2 separate regions of the Homo sapiens genome follow, and region 2 is linked to region 1. A link is a contact called in ENCODE Hi-C or POLR2A ChIA-PET data. All regions are on one chromosome and are shown on one strand. The core of a region is the stretch at or near the end of the contact, and the rest is flanking DNA. Distances in the headings are between cores, read along the strand shown.

Region 1 (3,189 bases), core at 503-3,002:
GGTTAACATTTAAAGGGGAAGAAAGGAATGGAGAGAGAAAGGAAGGAACGAAAAGGGAAATGAAGGAAAGAAAAAAGGAAAACAAAAAGGAGGAAGAGGAGAAAAGGAAAGACGAAACATAAAAAATTCAACCGGAAATAAGGGGTTTATTTCTGAAGTTCCTTCTGAAGCACCTTCTTTGTGTTCTTTTCCTTTGACTTATCTTTAAAAATTAAATTAAAAATCTGCAGAATTGTTTATTCTGCAGTTCATGAAGCTTCTCCTTGGTTTTGATTGAATCGACGTCCAACAAGGTTGTCCGGAGCCCTGTACTCAAACAGCGTCCATCCCTGTTCGCGCAGAGCTGCACACAGCAGTCCTGGATTTAAAGACAATCACCCTTTGCAGATTCACTCTCACCAGGCTTAATAACTTCCACCCCAAATTGCCCCATCCCTCCTCGGTCCCTCCTGGCATTTCTTTTCTGTCCCAGGCGCAGAGATCCTCTTCTGGGCGTCTGTTCCGGCTATGAGAAGCTCTCCGCACCCTGAAAGGGAGTAGAAAAACAGAGGGGATGGGAAAGGGGGAACAGGGGAACAGATGAGTATTCATTTCATGATAAAATTCAGAATCCCTGCGCCTTAAATGGTGCCCATTTTCTAAGTCTGGTTAATATTGTTCTTGTTGCTGATGATGTTTTCCTTTTTAAAAACTATATGAATCATCTTATTAAGAAAAATTATACAAAAAAAAGAAGAAACTCCACATGCACTAAAATATTTTTCACTATCTCTTTGAAGACATTCTGCTTAAACCTTTTCAAAGATTCGGGTGGCCCTTTCTTGACTCTCCATGATTAAAACCACTTACAAGTCATACACAACAGATGCAAATATAAAATGTCCTTGGCCTCTGCAAAAAAGGCTCAAAATTAACCTTGTCTGAACGTGTGCGTACGTTGCTTCCAACATCTGAAAAAAACTTGATAAAATGGAGACTCCAGCCAAGAGGAATGGTGCATGGAATCCGTTGAAAATGCATACAAACAACACCTAAAATAACAAGCAGCACAAACTGAGGTGTATTTAAGTTTCCAAAGGTTTTAGGTAAAATGACCAGAAAATATTAGAAATGGTCATCAACGGTGGCTAGCTTTTTTGTTCTATGGTGACAGAGATAAAGTTAAAAAAAAAAAAGTTGTGTAGCCATCAACACAGAGATAGTCCTTAAAATCCCCCATATCCAGCCTTTCAAAATACTCTCTTCCGGAACATACATGAATAGGAGGGAGCTTTTGTGTTTAAAAATCTTGGTAAGTGTCCCCCTTTAAAATCTACATAGAAAATAGGGGACTGATGGCCCCTGGTTTCTCATTATGAATTGCAAAGACTTCAGTTAGTGGCTACAATGATGTGTCATTTTCGATATAGAAGTTATAAAATGTATATATTATATTAATCACCCTGAACAACTCTTTGTTAAATGCACATTTGGAGTCTGCAGACTGTGTGACCCAGAGGTGCTTATATAACTATATGTGGGTGTCTGGGTGTAAATACGGGTTTATGATTTTTATAGTATATATGTCTGTGGGTTGCATCTAACTCCTGTGTGTGCAATAATGTTTTTTCTCTTTGCTGAGGCTTACTTGTCCAGCCTATTGTTTGAGACAACAGATATAAGTTGCGATGGGAGAGGAGCGTCGGATTTGGTGTGTATCCCCCATTTCCAATTATAGATGGATCATTACAGACAGCGGAGTCCTGAGAAGCCAGACATCTGCTCCTCACATGAATGCACTCACCTCCTAGAGACCAGGCTGCCATCATGCTCTGGAAGCTTGTGGAGAATGTCAAGTACGAAGATATCTATGAGGTGAGTCGACACCCCCAGATGCACCTTAGAGCTTTGCAGATAGAGAATTTGAGCTTCTTGATACCCCAAATGATATATATTTTTAAGCTATTTACTCGTAGATTTCCGGTCGGTTTTCTCAGCTTTTTTTAACTTTTAGAAAAGCTGGCTAGGGAAGACTTCGCTGCTCTGAAAAGGGACTTTAAGGCTGAAATCTGACAACTTTAATTTAGGAATGTTTTTATTTATTTTATTTTTCTTTCCCTTTTCCTCGCCTCCCCCCACCCCACCCCACCCTTTTAAGCTCTGATGGGGAATGTGGTGCTACTGAATGTGGGCACGCTCTCAGAGAAAATCGAGATTCTGATAAAGTCAGGGGCTTTTCTCGTTTTAAGTGTGGAAGAGAATTGGGTTTTCAAGCCTCATTTGTAACAGACTCGGGCTTTTAATTTTTATTTTCAATAAAATTTCTGAAATTGATAACAAATGGTTCCAAGTAGAGGACAGAGAATTAGCGGGAAAGAAGTAGATGGCTGGAGATATGGATGGATAGAGCAAAATAGAAGTCGTAGCAGTTTATTAGTTTCTGTTTTCTTGTGTTTTGCTTCCTTGAGGGTCACTGCGTCCGAACAGAAATCGCAGCCGCCTCCTGTGTGGGCATCTTTCACGGAAATTTCTGCCCACGTTCAATGCGTACGGGTCTCTAGCACTGAGGCTAGCTCAACTCTTCGGGGCAGGAGAAGTTGCGCCCAGCCAGGAGGACGCCAGCCGCCTCCGGGGCCCGGACCGCGCTCGCCAAAGCCCTTTTCCGGCTCGGGCGAGGGCTGACGCGGCCAGACGGCTCCGCTACTCGCGGGCGAGGCGGACTAGGCGGACGAGGCGGCCGAGGCGGGCGAGGTGGGAGAGGCGGGCGAGGTGGGAGAGGCGGCCGAGGCGGGCGAGGCGCGGGGCGCGCGGCGGGCCAGGCTGGGGACCGGGAAGCCCGCGGAGCCTCGCTTTTAAGCGGAATGGTCTGGGACAGCCCCAGGTGGTTGCCAGGGGAAGGGAGGAAGGGAAGGTTCTGCTGAGACGTCGAGGTTGGAAATAAAAACTTCGGAAAGGCGAAGCGGATTTAGAAAAGGAGGGAAGTCGAGGCGGGCGAAGCGGGCCATGGAGATTGCTAAGAGGAAAAGTTGGAGAGAAAAGGAAGGAAGAGAAGCAGACTCCCGGGTGGCGGGCGCGGGCCGCTAGGTCAGACGAAAGGTGGAGGGATGCAGAGGCTCCCCAAAGAGCCGAGAAAGACACGCGACCCCTCCGGATCGGGACAGCTCCTGAAAGCCCGGCGCAGAGCCGCCTCGAAGATCCTAAGAGTGGGCG
Region 2 (3,189 bases), core at 452-2,951, 860 kb after region 1:
CTTTCTGTTAAAGGCCTTTCTGTCTCTACAATCAGTTCTTTCAGGGAATATCTCAAAATATTTGTTCTCTTTTAATAAAAGTTGTTGCATTGATAAAAAAGATCAAGAGATGAAAGTTAAGTGATGGCATGACAATATGAGAGAGAAGGTCAGATCTATACCCAATAGACCCTTCTTCTGATTCAACCATTTTTCCTTTTTACTTTTTTAAATTCAAAAAAAAATCCTTACTTTTATTAGTAGAAATCTGTTCAAACAAATTCAATAGACTATTTTATAATTGTTTTACTAGGGTAAAATGTCATCATCTATACATTGCTTGAAAAAGTGGTTTAGAAAGTGTTTTTGTATTTTCGTTATTTTGTTGTAATATGTTTTCACCTGAAAACATCAAAGAATATGGTCCCAATTATGATTTTATTATTTGAATATTACATTGAAAACAGCCCAGGCAAATTCAAACTCAGGAAGTACAGCTTAGCGAGTGGGAGATCAGATTTTAAAGTCAGAGAGACTTGCATTGCAAGCTGGCTCTGCCACTTTCTAGCTGCAAAACACAGACAAGTTACTTATCCTCCCTCTGAATCATTTTTTTCATTGTCAAAGGGATTGGAAATGGTACTTAATTCATAAGCTGATGGAGAGGGCTAAGTTAGATGACGTATGCACAGAGTGAGAGAAAAACACATGTTAATAAATACAAGCTGTTACATTCCTATAATTTTAAAAAGAGAATTTTTAAAGCTACCTTCCAGTCTCCTTTTGCCTTTTATGGCTCTATCCTTATCTCAAACCAGTGTTTGTCTAGTATTCTGGAACAGCACCTGAAGTGTTGCAAACATTCATAATAAACACTGTTGAAAGAGACAAGTTACAGGTGAAGAAAATGCTGGAAGGTAGAAATGACAACCTATGTTTTCAAGAAAATATCAGCAAGAAAGAAATGCACATACATAAGTACATATACATCTGTGTGTGCCTGTGCACATGTGTCTATGAATAGAGCACCTATATTTTCCACCAATCAAGAAAAAAACCCAACCTGAAAATCTAAGATTATTTTCCTGTTCATCTATTCTTAACTTTCTCTTCATTTCTTTTATAATATAATATTCGCCATCATCACCCTACACCTTCTCTCTACCTTCTTACTTTTTAATGTTAATTTTATTTATTTATTTATTTAGCTAGCTAGCAAATCTTGCCTGCCAGCTTTAAACAAACTGATGTTCATGGGTTAAACACAGGAGCAGCCAACAGCATTCTTTGCAGATGCAATTCCTGGCACACTCTTTACCCAGAATGATAAACTTATCACCTCTCCAGCCCTCAGTTTGAAGCTGCAGCAGTAATTTCTGCTGGGTGCCAAAACTAAAATGAATGTGACTGTGCCATGCCCTGCTCTGAGCTGTGGCTATAATGAGATTTGAATGGGAAGCCCCGGACACAATAAATCTGCGCCATATGTGACCATTTCCTGTGTCAGTTCCTTTCTCATAACCAGTGGAGAATTTTTTTCCCTCTCATGACCCCACACCATGACTCTGAAATCTTTCATGGCTGCTTATGGGCCTCAGGCTTTTTGCAGCAGTTGTATAAATAAATGAATTTGACAGCAAACATCATAACAGTTAGCAGTAATGTGTGTTCGCCACAAGTGCCTATACTACTCACTGGAGAAATGGCACAGGAAACAGCTTGTTTTGTTACCTAAACAAAAGTAGTTTCGTTTGACAAGTGGTGAAAGAATTAGTCAAATAAACTTGAAATCCACTAGGACTTTTTTTTTTTTTGCCAACTCTCCCTGCCAGGGGAATGTTCCCAGCTCCTGAGTGCCCATGACTCACAGAAGGTAAATTTCTCCCTTTTTATTCTGAGATAAAGATCTGCACTGGGAATACAAAACCTTCGACTGATATTTTATATTAATCTTTTCAAGGCAAGAGTGTCATGCATGGGAACTCAGGTAGTCAAGAATTTCCAAGGAAGCCTGTGGTAGAAATGCCAAGCAGGATGTTTCGGGAGGAAAGGAAAGGTGGTAATAATGACCCAACTCGGTGATTCCCATTGAAAGCAAATTGAAGCTTACAAGTGCTTCTTTTCCTTTCACACTGCCTTTATTCAGGAACAAAAAATCTCTACACAAGTTGCTGAAGGAAAGGAAATTAGCATTTTCTCTGCATCTCATTTCTCCACCCTTCCTCTGGCATCTTAATGCCAATCCTGTTGTCTCTGCTGTGAAAGATGTTATACCACAGTGATTATTCTCAGGACTCTGGAGCAAACTGCCTAGGTTCAAATCCTGGCTCTGCTTCTTACCCTCTGTGTAACTCTAGGCAAATAACTTGGCCTCATTGCATCTCAGTTTTCTCCTTTGCAAAGTAGGAATAATAATGCTACGGTATCAAGCTCCTAAGGTGTCTGTGCCAATTAAATGTATTTTAAAAGGCTCAGAACAGTATCTAAAGCATAATATATATTATTATTATTATTATGCCAAACAGAGAGATTTGGAAAATAGTCTCTCTAGCAGTACTAGAAATTTTTTCCACGATGGCTTGATATTGGCAGCTAATCTCAGAAATGAAATTTAAAACTTTTTGGGGAAAATCATAATAGGAGCTTCATGTAAACCATTACGATTAATTTCAAGGTACAGTACAACACTACTTGAAATAAAAATATCACCTGGACCTTGAAATTTTTTCTTATATGAAGGTTATTTTCACACTTTTAAAGGTGTTTACACTTTATCATAAGTGGCCAAGTAACTATTGCCCCTAGAATCTTCTCATATTGCACAGAAGTATCACTGATTAGGAGAGCAAAACTCAAGAGTTATCACAAACTAATAAATCTTAGTCCAGGTATATGTTCTATTTTGGTTTTGGTTTTGTTTTTAATTTAATTATTAAAATGCATTCACTGAAGTATTTTGCTTGTGTGACAATTACAAGAAAGTGCCATAAAATTTTAGAAGGTATGGACAGTAATCAACATGAACAATAATTTCCTATTACAGACAGCCTGCTACCTACACTATAGATTCCCAGTGTCTTTATTTTAATTAAATAAAAAATCCACTTGAATATACATTTCTCCATATTTAAACTTCCAGACTATAGTGAAAAGTCACAAATATAAACAAATTAAACTATTGTAAAGATAAATGAACGGTTAACGTTTTGC

The links. A loop is a pair of places that touch in the nucleus more often than their neighbours do. ChIA-PET counts read pairs that join two places held with the same protein, here RNA polymerase II (POLR2A). Pooled maps may share reads with other maps.
Region 2: a pooled map shows a loop between it and region 1 (2.4-fold over the local background). The contact joins the enhancer-like site here to the promoter of TFAP2B in region 1. A Hi-C loop is called at or near these places in 1 of 37 single-sample maps with no recorded cell type and 2 of 50 pooled maps. POLR2A ChIA-PET finds 5 or more read pairs at or near these places in 1 of 52 experiments (SK-N-SH).

The regions. Positions count from the first base shown.
Region 1 is chr6:50,817,119-50,820,307 of GRCh38, forward strand. TFAP2B (transcription factor AP-2 beta) reads left to right here and starts at 1,753. Exons shown (of 7, transcript NM_003221.4): 1 at 1,753-1,854. The coding sequence starts at 1,774. It overlaps LOC124901490 (a long non-coding RNA gene), which reads right to left and starts at 1,908. Exons shown (of 2, transcript XR_007059923.1): 1 at 1,784-1,908; 2 at 127-526.
Region 2 is chr6:51,677,655-51,680,843 of GRCh38, forward strand. The region is part of intron 60 of PKHD1 (PKHD1 ciliary IPT domain containing fibrocystin/polyductin); the gene reads right to left. All of the region lies in intron 2 of LOC124900615 (a long non-coding RNA gene), which reads left to right. Among named protein-coding and RNA genes, the nearest start is that of PKHD1, 410 kb to the right of the region's middle. Within about 2 kb of position 1,702, at least 2 of the 41 ENCODE cell types and tissues checked have a DNase peak (open chromatin) inside an H3K27ac peak, as active enhancers do.